Regions from separate parts of the Mus musculus genome. Here all the other regions are linked to region 1. The links are chromatin loops, found by intact Hi-C in ENCODE. Cell type or tissue: heart. All regions are shown on one strand.

What was found. Hi-C counts contacts between places; a loop is a spot of excess contacts. Peaks named below come from ENCODE experiments on the same cell type or tissue, not always from the same donor. Only the 100,000 strongest peaks of a DNase experiment are listed, where the experiment ranks them.
Region 2: it touches region 1 in a loop (3-fold over the local background); 10 of 42 quality-filtered maps call a loop at or near these places.
Region 3: a loop joins it to region 1, with 10 times the contacts of the local background. A loop is called at or near these places in 27 of 42 quality-filtered maps.

Annotation. Positions count from the first base shown.
Region 1 is chr2:167,276,378-167,281,377 of GRCm38, forward strand. No RefSeq gene overlaps it. Among named protein-coding and RNA genes, the nearest start is that of Ptgis, 38 kb to the left of the region's middle. In heart, a CTCF peak has its summit at 2,970 (motif pointing left); DNase peaks (open chromatin) are centred at 2,944 and 4,434; H3K27ac peaks cover 327 bases; H3K27me3 peaks cover 774 bases.
Region 2 is chr2:167,341,938-167,346,937 of GRCm38, forward strand. The region is part of intron 1 of B4galt5 (UDP-Gal:betaGlcNAc beta 1,4-galactosyltransferase, polypeptide 5); the gene reads right to left. Among named protein-coding and RNA genes, the nearest start is that of B4galt5, 4.7 kb to the right of the region's middle. In heart, a CTCF peak has its summit at 3,092 (motif pointing right); no DNase peak of the experiment used is centred here; H3K4me3 peaks cover 348 bases; H3K27ac peaks cover 2,715 bases.
Region 3 is chr2:167,415,827-167,420,826 of GRCm38, forward strand. No RefSeq gene overlaps it. Among named protein-coding and RNA genes, the nearest start is that of Slc9a8, 3.4 kb to the right of the region's middle. In heart, a CTCF peak has its summit at 2,071 (motif pointing left); DNase peaks (open chromatin) are centred at 495, 1,985, 3,575 and 4,756; H3K4me3 peaks cover 506 bases; H3K27ac peaks cover 872 bases.

The sequences.
Region 1 (5,000 bases):
ACCATGTGTGTGCCTGGTGTCCAGGGAGACCAGAAGAGGACTTTAGAGCCTCTGGAACTGGTGTCAAGGACAACTGTGAGCCACCATGTGGGTGCTTGGAATTGAACCCAGGCCCTCTGAAAGAGTGGTTGATGCTCTTAACAGCTGAGCCTTCTTTACAGGATTACATCTTTCTTCCTTCCTTCCTTCCTTCCTCTCTCTCTCTCTCTCTCTTTCTTTCTTTTCTTTTCTTTTCCTTTCTCTTCTTTTCTTTTCCTTTCTCTTCCTTTCTCTTCTTCTTCTTCTTTTTTTTTTTTTATTTTTAGACAGGGTGTCAGTACACAGCTCTAGCTGCCCTGGTATATTGACTATGTAGATGAAGCTGGCCTCAAACTCACAGAGATCCACTTTCCTCTCTGCCTCTCGAGTACTGGGATTATTGAAATTGAAGAGATATGCCATCACATTCAGCTGGGCTTTTCTTAAACTTAAAAGACAAAAAAAAAAAAAAAAAGCCAACTTTTTTTTTATACTTCTTGATCTACCAACATGTGTGGTGCCATTTTAAAAAAATCTTATGTATTATTTATTTATATGGTGTGTGTATAAACATGCACTTCTGAAGACCACAGCACACTTGTGGAGATCAAAATGAACCATCAAAGACTCGATTCTCACTCTCCACCACGTGGGATGCTGGAGATAGGATCAAGCCCTCAGCCTGTGACAACGCCTTTACCAGCCGAGCCATCTGGCCAGCCCTCTCGCAACATTGATTTGTTTCTAATTAAGAGTCTTCTGAGGGGCTGAGCATGTCGCTCACAGTAATGCGGACGGACAGGCACAAGCTTGAGTGAACTCCAACCCCAGAACCTCAGAACACGCTGCCTGACGATCAAACAGACAGTGGTGGACCAGCTCCCAGAAACTTCCCTTCCATCCATTCACACAGAACCTTGGGCCATGTCCCAGAGCCCCAGGGCATCCAGGCAGAGAGTGTCCTAGCAAGTGTTCTTATGTGCATTCCGGCTATCCGCTCAACTCTGGCACAAGGACCGGGTCTTCATCGCCTTGCTGTACACCACCCACAAAACTTCATCAGGTGGGTGCAGGGTGAGATAGGCTGTAGCGGTGGCTTGCTTGCCCTGGGAGTGATGACCCCCCTACTCCCCATGTCTCCGCGACCCCTCGTGTGAGGAATGCTTTTTTTTTTTTTTAATTTATTTATCATATGTAAGTAGCTGTCTACAGACACTCCAGAAGAGGGCATCAGATCTCATTACGGATGGTTGTGAGTCACCATGTGGTTGCTGGGATTTGAACTCAGGACCTCTGGAAGAACAGTCAGTGCTCTTAACCGCTGAGCCATATCTCCAGCCCCGAGGAATGCTTTTTTTTTTAAAAAGACTTATTTATTTTTATTTATATGAGTATACCGTAGCTGTCTTCAGACACACACCAGAAGAGTGTATTGGACCCCATTACAGATGGTTGTGAGCCACCATGTGGTTGCTGGGAATTGAACTCAGGACCTCTGGAAGAGCAGTCAGTGCTCTAAACTGCTGAGCCATCTCTCCAGCCCGAGGAATGCTTTAAAAAAAAAAATCCTTCTTTAACCCCAGAAAACAAAACAAAGCAAACAAACAAAACCATATATATCCATTGTTGCACTGGGGCCAAGCCACAATTTTGGGGTGCTCTCTCTGGAACAGCTGACCTGGGATAACTCTGGGTGATTCTGAGTCCAGGTGGCAGGGAGTTGATTTGTTGGTCATCACCCTTTGAGGCCACAGACACCGTTTAGGACCCGTATGTCCTTGTCCTGAGTACACTCAGCGCAGGACGCTTCATCCTCCTGGCACAGGAAACATCCCAGCTTCAGGAAATTCTGAGCTGGCCCTGTGCGTTGTCCCAGCGGGAGTGGGTGGCAGAATGGCCTGTAATTTCAGCCCTTCCTTGTCCCTAAAATTATTGCCCATGTGAAATGGGTTTCCAAGCCCTGCCCAGGAAAGAGTTGGCGGTGCAGAGAATGCTTTGCTGTACAAAAGAGACACAAATAAAGTAAAGAAATGGAGCCTCCAACAGACATGAAGGCTCCGGAGCCTGCCTGAGCACCAGCTGTATATCCTGCCTCAAGGGGTCTCCATCTGGGCCTGGGCGGACCTTTTAATCCCAGTACTTGGGAAGCAGAGGTAGGCAGATTTCTGAGTTGGAGGCCAGCCTGGTCTACAGAGTGAGTTCCAGGACAGCTCTATCCCAGGATTCCCCACCCCACCCTACCCTGAGCCTGCACAAGGTTCTGGTGGACGTACAGGGTTTGGAGGCCTCAGATAAGCCAAGGATTTAACCTGTAGCCACTTGAGGCCAGAGGAGTTTCTTGCAGCAGCTCAGAATCTGTATAGGGCACAGTTTATCGCTTGGTGGCATTCTGGGCTCCCTCTGGACCAGCCTCGGGCAGGGCTCTGGCAGAGGACAGGCCAGCAGCTGGAGCCTGCAGGGATGTTCCTCAGAGCGGCCATTTCCATAACGGTGCCACGAAGATGGCCATTTCAGCCCACGGTTAAGCCCTACAGCGCCCTCTTTTAGTCACAGATGGCACCTCTTTTCCTTTGTGGGGCAGGCACAGATGTTCAAGACAGTCACTCTTGTCCCGAGGCATGGGACCCGCCTCCACATCCCTGCCATGCAATGGTGGGAAAGTGTTACCTCTGGCTAGTGAACAGCCTTGTCCAGCCGTGCCCACCACCTTTGACTAGCACGGATGGCCATGGGTCGCCTTAGCACGGTGAAGACTTCAGGGAGCAATATTTGTGGGGAGGAGTGAGTGTTCTGTGCAGGAAAAGGGTCCAATAGAGCCCACTCACCCAGGTCAGGTGATCCGAGGAGAGCATAAGGAGAGTACCTGGGTACCAGAGGTAGGCAGAAGCTCACTCTGGGTTGTGGGTCCCTGCAGCCAACGCGGAACCCCAGGCTCCAGGCTCCCCCTGCTGGCCACCATGCAGAACGACAGTCTGGATCTGAGCCTCTCTGAGTGCTTGGCAGAACACCCTCAACACCAGTATTTAATGAGCACCTACTGTGTTTATGGGAGGAGCAACCAGGCTGAACACAGCTCTCCCCTGCAGGGATTAGAACTAGAGAAGAAGGGGGGTGGGGCATGATGACTAAGGTAAGAAACTGCCTTTGTTAAGCACCTACTGTTTGTCCTGACAGTAGTCAGAACCATTGTCCTAGAGCCTGGTCAACCATACACATTTGTTGAGAACCCACTATGTGCTGAGCCTGGGCTTTCCTGGGAGTACACATAGGCTACTATATATTTCAATTCTCAGAACATGAGAGGGAAATTTTTAATATCTGTGTGTGTGTGTGTGTGTGTGTGTGTGTGTGCGCGCACTTGTGCCACATGTGTGAAGATGCCCTTGAAAGCAAGAAGGTAGTGGACCCCCTGGTCTCCTGAGCTCAATGAATCAAATTCAGATCCTCTGGAAGAACAAGAAGTTCTTTTAACCACTGAGTCACCTTCCCAGCCACAATGGGAGCAATGCTTTTTATTTATTTTTTTTTGTTGTTGTTGTTTTCGTTTTTTCAAGACAGGGTTTCTCTGTGTACTCTGTGTCTTACTCTGTAGACCAGGCTGGCCTTGAATTCAGAAATCCGCCTGCCTCTGCCTCCCAAGTGCTGGGATTAAAGGTGTGCGCTACCATGCCAGGTGGGAACAGCGCCTATTACAGTAAGGCTCAAAGAGATCGCCTGTTTATTAGGAGTGGAATAGGGTCCATGGTGTAAGAGAGGAATCGGTCTCTTCACGCCACTGCACTGAGCTGCACATTCATTTACCCAAGTACAGAACAAACTTTTGCAGGGCTCCTACTGTTCGGCAGTCACTGTTCTGTGTGCTGCCTGAGGGGACAGTGGTGACATCAGGAACAGCAGTGTCCTCAGGGAGCTGTTCACCAAGAGGAGATGGGTGAGGGCAGAAGCTAGGAACCGTGTGCACTTGGTGATCCTGCGGCACAGCACGGCAGAGACCACACCTGTGATGCCCCAGTCAGCTGACATAGGGAATCAGAGGCACCCGAGGGTGCTAAAGTGACATCTGTGACATGCGCACCAATCTCAGAAGAGAGGGAGCTGGAGAGACGGCTCACTCAGCACAGAAGCACAGGGCCCTGAGTTCAGTTCCTGGCACACGTGAGAAAAGCCACCCTTGGTGGTGTGCACCAGTAATCCCATGCTGGCCATCCAGGCTCACCTCGCCTGAGTTTCGGGGCCAGGTGAGAGGCTTTGCATCAAGGGCAAGATTGGGTTGGTGAAATGGCTTAGCAGATAGGGGACTCGCCATGCTAGCCTGACAAATTGAGCGTAACCCCAGAACCCATGTGAAAACGGCCAAACCTGCTCTAACATCACCACGAATCAATCGCGCTTCGGTGCCCTCCAGATTGCAGCAATGTCTTCTGCGGCCGCCAGGTGGCGCCAGCCCCAAATGCAAGACCGGCCTCAGCCCTGAGCAACTGTCGGTGTTTGAGGGTCTTGGGAGGCTCCACCATTCGTGGCAGGATGTTAGAGCAACCATGGTCTGCTAATTCAGGCCTGTGGCATGTCTCTTTTCTCACACAGAGCCCATCATAACCATATCCTAATATTGTTGAGAGATCACAGGCAGAGAGGATCCACCAACAGCAGGAGTCTCAGCCAGACAAAGCAAGCCTGCAGCAACCACCTTGCCGGCAAGGCGTGGCACTGAGAGTCAAAGCTGTGCCAGCTTCCATTTTGCCCATGTCCTACCCTACACTGGGCACACTTTGGGATCGCTGCACGGCCTATAGGAGGTTTTTCCCATTTCCTTAGCCCATCACCCTTCCTTAGCTCTGAGGCAGATGCTCTGGCCCCCTTGTGCCTGCCCCTCATATGTGCTGGTGCAGGATCTGCCTCAAGACCTTTGCCCTCTCTCTTCTCTCTCTCTCTCTCTCTCTCTCTCTCTCTCTCTCTCTCTCTCTCCCCTTTTTAAATCCTAG
Region 2 (5,000 bases), 66 kb after region 1:
GCAGTTTTATTAAGGAAATGTGAGAGAAAATTCCCAAGAGTGGGAAGGGCACCAAGGGCGGACTGTCCAGTGCCCTGCCCAGTGGGCTTTCATAGGTTTTAGGGTGGGAATTACTAGGAGTCAGGTCATCTGCATGTCCGGTACCCAAACAGTAAAGAGTCCACAGTTCCAGAGGCCACCTGTGTTCCATGAATGATTAGTTCATTATCCTAACCCTGTCCTTACTGCCTAAGAGTAGCTAGTTCCTGTATAAAGCTGAATACAGTGGTCCACACCTATAATCCTGGCAGAGACAGGAGGATCTGGAGTTCAAGGCCAGCCTGATCATCACAAGAGCACATTTAAAAGGGATGCAGTTCATTGGGACTGCGCTTGTCTAGCATGCAAACCCCCTGGGCCAGACATGGCGGCACACAACCACTAAGACACGGGCACGAGGACTGGGAGCTCTTGCTCAAACTCTCCCACACAACAAACCTGAGGCCAGCTTGAGCTACACTAAACCGCCTCCAAAGTCATTTTTTAAAACATAGATTCTAGGTCCAGCACGGTGGCAAACACCTTTAGCTTAAGCACATGGGAGAAGCAAGAGAATCTTTGAGTTCAAGGGCAGCCTGATCTACATATTTGTTTCAGGGAAAAAACAAACAAACAAATGGAAGAGCCCTCACAATCAGCAGTTTTATGAGGTGAAAATACATTTTCTCTTTTCTCATCTTTCAAAGTTTCCACTTACTAGACACAGAATTAAGTAATATGTTTAAAAGCCTATAAATTATAGTGTTTGGAACACCTGGAGGGTGAAAAAGAATAGTCCTCCATACTGCTATTTATTAGAATGTGTTTGACTTTTATTAAAGTAACAAAGAATTGTGTCCAGTAACATACAGAGATTAATTTACAGCCCAGTTCTCTGCTTGCTTGTTCACCACTCCACACTCACAACCTCGGCTACTCCAACGCCACCTGTACAGCTCATCTCCATAATGAGGTCGCTCCCTACCTCAAAGAGCTATTCTTAATTGATGCAGGTAACTAAGGCACCTGGGAACAATGTCCAGGCTCCTTCCACAGGCAGTGTCTGTGTCACCAGAGGAGGAACAATACCCCCCAGGGCAACCAACTGCTCACTCAAGGTAACAAAGGGAAAGGGGGAAAGAGGGGAATTCGAGAAGGGACAGCTCTCTGAATAATTTAAGGTGCTGCTCATGCTTGGGGAAATTGAATTCATGGGAGGATCCCACATGAACGCTCCTCGAACAAAAGCACTGTATAAAAAGTCCCAGAGTCAAAAGGCATGCTCTTCACTGCCACTCTGCAGACTGGAAGCCCAGGCTAGAGGGCCCTGTTTGCGGCTGAGACCTTAGATGAGGGGCTGGAAAAAGCAAGACTCCTCTGCATAGTAAAATGTGAAGGGTGACCCTCATCCCCTATCAGAATAGAAGCACAAAACCTTCCCCTAGGAGGGACCACAGGGGTAGAAATGCTCTGCCCTCACTTCCAGGCTATCCCCCAGCTGACAGTACACAAGAAGGATGCCACCAGACAACCTGCTGACTAAATGAGTGAGGCCTCTCCACCTCCCTATGCTGGGTCTGCTGGTGACGCTGACTTAGCCCTCCAGGACACACTGTCTTCCCTTTCTATGTGTTTCTTCCAACTAATCGTGCCATTCGTCTGCCGCATGTGCCCTTGAGCCATCACAATTCTTAACTCTGGGCAAGTGAATGGCTCAGTCTGGCTGATACGCCCCCTTTGAAGTGAAAGCTGTAGTCAGAACTGACAGCATCTGGGAACCAGACAAGACAAGCAAATGCCAACTTGCTGAACCACTTTTTTAATTCCCTTTGTCTCGGTGGTCTACAAAATACTAAGTAAAGTCAGAGGTGGGTCCTGGGACCTGGACAATGACTCTGACTTCCCGGGTAGCTCTGGATGGGATGACTGGAGGCCTCCTCTCTGCTCACACCCACCCTGCTGGCTTCTGATTAGCCCTTATCTACCCAGCTTCAGGGAACTCCTGATTTTCCCCGACAGACCACAGCAGCCCTCCCGTTACGGTCACAAAAACCCAAGCAAAGGGACCAGGCGAGTCAGCAGTGTCCTAGTGAGTTGGTGGTGTCTTGGTGAGTCCATAGTGTCTTGGCGATTGTGGCTTTGGGTTGTCACTCTCTCAAAGAACTCTAGAAGACATGGCAAAGGGGCTCTCCTTCCTGGCTGTCATGATCTCAGCTCTATGGACCTTAAAGTCTGGGAGGAGGAGCACCTGTTCTCACGGCCAAAGACCAGCTCAACCCCAAACCTCAGGCCTCTCCTTGACAGCAAGAACTCTCCAGAGGACAGAAAACCTAGTCGGAGCCCTGACAGCAGCGGTACTTTTCTTTCTGCAAGTCAGCCTGCCCTCTATACACGTTCCTCAGAGGAAGGGAGGGAGGGCACTATTCAAAGACATGTCTAGAACTTGAGAGGTGAAGGAAGAAAGACCAGAATTCTGTTCAGTTCATGCTTGACCACACGGAGAGTTTGAGGCTAGCCTGGGCTACATGAGACCATGTCTCAACAGAACAACATTTGTGAACCTGAGACAGAAAAGAACACTGAAGGGGAAAGAAAGTGTCTTAGCAGGAGGTTTTTCATTTCCCAAAGCAATCAGATTCCCCAATCTGTATTTCCTCCAGAAAATTCATATAGTAAGGACATGGAGACATTCAGAAGGCATTTTTAAGGCAGAAACAACAAAGGGTTTTCCTGCCGTGACGTATGTAAGGGAATCTGAACAGTCCAGTATTTATCAGAAAAACATCTATTTGGTTATGTAGCAAGTGTACTTTCTCTATAATCTTCAGTCCAGTACTTCTTTAGAATATTAACAAACTACTAGCACTCCATATACTAAATCATTCATTATCTTGATTGAGATATAATTGTCTTTTAACACACAGGACTCGCCCATAGACTCAAAGGGCACTGGCAGAACAATTCAAAGTTCAAAGCCTGTTTAGGCTACAGAGTGAGTGAAATCCTGCCTTGATTTCACAGTTGTTTTTAAAGATTTGTTGATTCTATGTATGAGTGCTCTGTCTGCATGTACACTTGCATGCCAGAAGGGGGCATAGGATCCCATTACAGATGGCTGTGAGCCACCATGTGGTTGTTGGGAATTGAACTCAGGACCTCTGGAAGAGAAGCCAGGGCTCTTAACCACTGAACCATCTCTCCAGCCCTTGACACCTTTCCTCCCCACCCCCTTTCAAATTACATTTCCATACACACACACACACACACACACACACACACACACACACAAATAAGGGAAACCAAATGACTTCCTCAAAGTTATCTGGTCAAATCAGGAGGGATCTGAACAACAGGCTCTTTCTTGTCTTTCACTCGCCACAAATCAGCCCTTCCTTGGGACTAAGTGCACCAAACCGGGAAAACCATCCCCACTTCCTTTCTTCAGCAGTGAAAGAAGCAGAGAAAAAAACCCGGCCGAAAGGGCAACAGCAGAACTCCAAATAGTAAACTTTCAGTAGAGAGCTCACTGTTAGCCTTAACCACAGGCAGCACCACTCTCAGAGATCCTGTTGTAAGATCAGCAGAGGTCTGCAGCCGCTCTCTACATAGCTTGTCAAATGAAGGGCCATAAAATTATTAGGATGTTTTCCCACCAGCACCTGCGTCTACTATTGGTCTATTCTCCTTTAAGAGACCTGGTCAGGCTGGAAGCGCTCTGAGGTCTGAAATTCCTCTAGTCAGAGGGTCATAAATAAGATCAAAGTTTTCTCTAGAAAGGAAGAGGGCATGCCAATGCCGGCAGGTCAGTGATAAGAAACAAACATTCCTCAGGCTGTGGAGAAGGAAGGACTTCAAGGAAAGGTAGCTCAGCAAGACTTCTCCCCTTCCCCTTCTTTTTCAACCCTCACCTCCGCCCCCAACAGGAATTGCAGCCAGGACCTCACTCATGCTAGATGATAACTTAATGCTGAAATTTGTGAGCAGATGTCTGTCTGGGTGTATGCGTGTGCCACACATGTGGAGGTACCTGACACTACCAGAAGAGGGCTTGCATTCCTCTAGCACAGTGGTTCTCAATCTTCCCAATGCTGCGACCTTTTAATACAGTTCTTCATGCTGTGGTGACCCCAACCATGAAATTATTTTTTGTTGCTACTAGTTCTGGGACTAGCCTGTCCTACATAGAGAACCTGTCTCAAAAAAAAAATTTAATTAAAAATTTAATGTGTATGGGTGTTTTGCATGCATGCTTGTCTGTGCACCATGCAAGTGCATACCTAGTGCAGAGGCCAGAGGAGGGCAATGGGTCTCCTGGAATCAAAGTTACAGGTGGTTGTAAGCTGCCATGTATCTGCTGGGAATTGAAGTCAGGTCCTCTGAAACAACCAGTGTTCTTAACTGATAAGCCATCTCTCCAACCCTCTAGTATTTTTTTTTTCCCGAGACAGGGTTTCTCTGTGTAGCCCTGGCTGTCCTGGAACTCACTCTGTAGACCAGGCTGCCCTCGAACTCAGAAATCCACCTGCCTCTGCCTCCCAAGTGCTGGGATTAAAGGCGTGCGCCACCACTGCCCGGCTTTTTTTAACTTTTTGAAACAGGGTCTATGTGCGCCACCACTGCCCGGCTTTTTTTTAACTTTTTGAAACAGGGTCTATGTAGCCTTAGCTGTCCTGGAACTCACTGTGTAGACCAGGCTGGCCTCAAACTCATTGAGATCCTCTTGTTTCTGACTCCCAAATGCTAGGATTAGAGGTGTGTACCATGATCATGATACACAGTTTAAACTCATTTTTATAACAATCTCAAATAAGGTTTTTATGTCCTAAGGAACATAAACCCTTACATTCTCTAAACTTCTTTAACCTTTGGGAAAGATTTACCACAGCACAATAGGAAGCTAGACATTTGAGAAATTAAGTTTGTTAACAAGAAAGGCATGGAAGAGGCTGGCAAGATGGCTCAGCAAAGAAAAACACTTGCTG
Region 3 (5,000 bases), 140 kb after region 1:
CAAGAGGCTGGCTGAGAGCTCAACCTCAGAGTTGTAGCCCACAGCGCAAGCCTTTCACCATGTAAAAGGTCTCATCCTAAGGCAGTTGACCCTCAGGCATTCGCCTACTGTGACGTGGGGGTTATACCCCACGGGGCCCAGGCTCCAAACCCCACCATATTTCCTGTCGGCTCCTTAGACACAGCCATGCAGCCTGAGTAAACAGGGGAGGGCTCCCACCGGGTGGCATTTCAACTGAGACAACAAAAAGTTTACAGACAAGGAGGGGAAAGACCAAGAGAGAACAGGGCCAGAGCTTGCCCTGCAGCCAGACGGCCTTCTAGGGAGGGGTGCTGTCAGAGCAGCTGCAGGCTGGAGCTCCAGCGGTGCTGGACCGGGCATCCTGGCGCCTCTGCTGCCTGTGCTCTTCTGACAGTGACCTCTCTGCCTGGTACGACACATGCTCAAGTTCAAAGACTCTATTTGCCTTCCTGGGGCAATAACCCAGGAATAGGTGAGAAGAGCCTAGGACTTTCCCACAGGCCAGAGGGCAGGTCTGTAGCAGCCCGAAGGTTGGCTGAGGTTGGCACCAGGCCTAGCAGGGGTGTGACCGGGAGGCCAATGACCTTCACAGAACCCCAGCTCAGCATTGGTTTAGCAGGCCAGTGGGTGGGTTAGAGGGGCAGCTCTCTGAGAATCTGAGCTATGGGGCTCTTAACCAGTGTGACCAGCCAGAGCCCCAGGCTATTCCTCTCAGAGCCAAGGCTACATCTCACTGAGCATAGGGCTGCCAATGAAAGGAAGGTCTTGGCCCCAGTGTAGAGGCAGACAAACAAGGCAGCCATGAGCAGTTACTGTCCACACCAGGCTGCACCTAAATCCCAGTCACGACAGTGGCTTGCTGTGTGACATCTTGGCTTCTCTGTGTCTTTTGGACATACTGGTATCTGCTGGCATGACTGATAAGGAATTAAGGAAACAACAGTATCACACCTATAGGAAGAGCTCAGAGTCAAGCGGGCAGATCTGAAGCACTCTTTTTATTGTGTCTTTTGTTAACAGCCCTAAGCCTTGGCAGGTGAAAGCCTGTTTCTGCCACCAGGCCCAACTCAGACTTCTGTCTGCACCAGGAGGCCACCTCTTGCCACCTCTGCCACATTATCTTTGTCCACCTGCCATCAGCTCAGTGTGGGTCAAAGCACAGGCCTCCTGGTTCAGGGGCTTCCACCCTAGGCCAATCAACTGCCCAACCACCCTTAAGCAGCCAAGCCGATTCTCTTCCAAAGGAAACCCTCCCATGAACTATTTTATTTTATTTTATTTACTGTATTTTTTGAGACTAGGTTTCTCTGTGTAGCCCTGGCTCTGTCCTGCAACTCACTCTGTAGATCAGGCTGGCCTGGAACTCACAGAGCTCCACCTGCCTCTGCTTCTCAAGTGCTGGGATTAAAGGCTTGTGCCACCACCCCTGGCTGACTTAGTTTTAAATGTTTATTTATAGTTCTCTGTGTGTGTGTGTGTGTGTGTGTGTGTGTGTGTGTGACTCCGTGCATGTGGAAGTCAGAGGACTTTCTTCCATCTTTACATGACTCCGATGGACCTAGCTCAGGCTGAAAAGCACCTTATACTGCCAAGCCATCTCCCCAACCCTTTCCTCCACTTCCCAACACGGCCCGGGTGAACTTATTGGCATTTTTCCTGAGGGGCTGGAAAGAAGGCTCAGCTGTTAGGAGCGCTTGTCGCTCTTGCAGAGGACATGGGTCCCATTCCCAGCACCGGCACAGTGGCTCACACCCACCGGGAACTCCCGTTTCAGAGGATCTGAAGCCCTTGTCTGACTTTTGGGGACGAGAGATTTGGATGCACAATCATGGTGGGCCTGGAACTGGCCAGTCACAGCAGGATGACCTTGAACTTGCAATGCCTTCTGAATGGCAGATCCAGAAGCCCAATACTCGTGCTTCCCCTCTCCCTTTTGACAGAGTCTGGCCAGATTGGCCAGATTGGCCAGATTGGATTACAAGCAGGTATGGGCTCTCACACTATTGGTGACCCTGCGGTGTGGCTGGAGACAGCTCTATACTGCCCCCTGCAGTCTGCAGCCTTAGTTCTTTCCAGAGACTTCCTCTCAGGTAAATCCAGGAAGAATTCTTTTTCTTTTCTGCTTTCGAGACAAGGCTGACCTCTGATGTAGCCCAGGCTGGCCTCTGATGTAGCCCAGGCTGGCCTCAATCTCACTAAACAGCCGGGGATGATGACCTTTGACCCTCTGGTCCTTTTAGCTCAGTCTCCCCAGGACTAGGGCTTAAACTTTCATGTACTTGAGCAAGCACTCTGCCAACCGAACTATATGCTCAGTCCCAAGATTCGAAAGGAACAGGACATTTATTTACTGTGTGTGGGAGGCATACATGCCACCACAAGGCACATATATGGTGACTGAAGAACAAAGTTGTTGGTTTTTTTTTTTTCCCCACCATGTGGTCCCAGGTGAAGCTTAGCCCCTCAGTCTTGGTGGCAGGCCCATTTAACCCACAAGCACTACCAGCCTAGGCCCAGGACTTTTGGCCTGGCCACAGAAAAAAAAATTCAAGATGAGTATGACGAGGTCGTTTTCCTGTGTTTTGTGTTTGACACTTTGGTGTATGCATACACACATGTGCAGGCCACAGAGCAGCTTTCAGGAGTTAGTTCTGTTCCGTAGGGCTTGGCATTGGCCCCTTTACCTCCTGAGCCAACTCACTGGTCCCTTAGAAGTTTTCTTTAAGAGAGGCACCAGGAAAGGGTAAAACACCTGTGAACACTTGGCTGTGAGCTTAAGAGAGCTGGGCTGCTTTTAGAAACCCCAGCTACCTGCTGCCCCTGACTTCTGAAGGCAGGGCTCACAGTGCGGCTAAGGAATTTCTTGGGTGGTTGGGCCCTGATGTGCCAAGGATGGTGGGACTGTAGCCGAGGAGATGAAACTCTCTTTCCCAGGGGCTGCACGGGAAACTTGGGTGCTTTCTCTAACAGAAATCTGTCTTTTTGGGAAAGTCCCAGGAAATGTGTGAGTGGGGAGCGAGGTCATGCTCTCAGTAATCTGTCTGTGCTCAGGCCTTAAGAACACTTTACTGGGGCTGGAGAGATGGCTCAGCGGTTAAGAGTACTGACTGCTCTTCTGAAGGTCCTGAGTTCAAATCCCAGCAACCACATGGTGGCTCACAACCATCCGTAATGAGATCTGATGCCCTCTTCTGGTGTGTCTGAAGACAGCTACAGTGTACTTACATATAATAAATAAATCTTTAAAAAAAAAAAAAAAGAGGACATCTTACTGCTGGGAGGTGCAGAGACGGGCTCCACAGCAGGTGGAATAGCCTATCTACTTCATAAGCCAAGCCTGAAGACCTGAGTTCAGGACCTAGAACCCAGAGGTAGGATAGAAATGACTCCACAAGTGTCCTCTGACCACCACATGCAGGCCCCAGTATACTATTTTTAAAATTTTTCTATTGATATGTATGGGTGTTTTGCCTGTATGTACATATATTTATGCAGTATGTACATGCAGTACCTGCAATGGCCAGTAGGTGGTACCAAATCCCCTGGAACAGCTCATTGCGAGCCACCAGGTGGTGCTGGTACTTGAAGCCAGGACCTCTGGAAGAGAGACCAGGGTTCTTATCCACTGAGCCATCTCTCTAGCCCTTTGTTTACTATTACCACCCTTTGAGACAGGGTCTTTTATGTAGTCCCAGCTGGCTCTGGAACTTATTCTGTAAACCAGGCTGGCCTCAAACCCAGGAGATCCATCTGTCTCTGCCTCCAGAGTACTGGGATTAAAGGTACATGCCACCACTCAGCCGGTTCAAGCCTTCTCAAGTTCTTTGTTTTTAAAAATTCCATTTATTTGGGATGTGTGTCTTGGGATTTCTACTGCTTCAAGGAAACACCATGATCAAACAACTTGGGGAGAAAATGATTTATTTGGCCATAAACTTCCACAGCACGGTCCATCATCAAAGGAAGTCAGGACAGGAACCCAAGCAGGGCAGGAACCTGGAGGCAGGAGCTGAAGCAGAGGCCATGGAAGGGTGCTGCTTACTGGTCTGCTCAAACTGCTTTCTTATGGAACTGAGGTCCACCAGCCCAGGGATGGCCCCACCCACAATGGGCTGGGCCATTCTCCAAAAATCACTAATTAAGAAAATGCCCTACAGCAGAATCTTATGGAGACATTTCCTCCATTGATGGTCTCTCTCTCTCCATGATTCTAGCTTTTGTCAAGTTGACAAAGAATCCAGCAGTGTGTGTGCATGTCATATCCATGTGTGGAGAATTTGCAAGGGTCAGTTCTCTCTCACCATGTGTGTCACAGAAACTAAGCTAAGGTCATTCGGCTGGTGGCATGAGCTGTTACCCAGAATCATCTCAGCAGTCTTAGTTTTAATATCCATATATGAAAATTTTTTTACGTGGGCAGCCTTCTTGGCACACATTAATTGTGCTGGAATTTTTGTTCTCAGCTAATGTGTGAGGCTTCCCTTGTTCGTTTAATTTTATCTTGCCTTATACCTGGCTTTCCTAGTTCCTTTGTATAGTCTGAACCCCACAAGGTACATCTCAGCATACAGTAGGTCTCTACAGAGAACTTGGGCATGTTAGCTGAATGGAAGACCACCTGCCTGCCATATGTGTTGCCCTAGGTTCCACCCCTGTACAGAAGTAGACAGATGCCTGAATGGGGGTGGGGAGGGGTGTCTCTCACCCTCCAGTCCCAACTGCTCAAGAGGATGAGACAGAAGGATCGTTCTTTGGGAAAGTGACATATCTGTTAAGCGTTATTAAGTGGGGGGGGGGGGGGGAACTACCTAGGGTGGAAGGGGCCCTGAAGGAGAACACCCAGAAGGTCCCATAAAGACCTCAGCAGTACCAGGCCAGTTTTAAGCAATACAGACTAGACAGTTCAAGTTATCTTCGGTGTTGAAAGCCCAGTGGGCAATGCGCTTGCTACGCAAGCACGAGGACCTCAGTTGGTATTC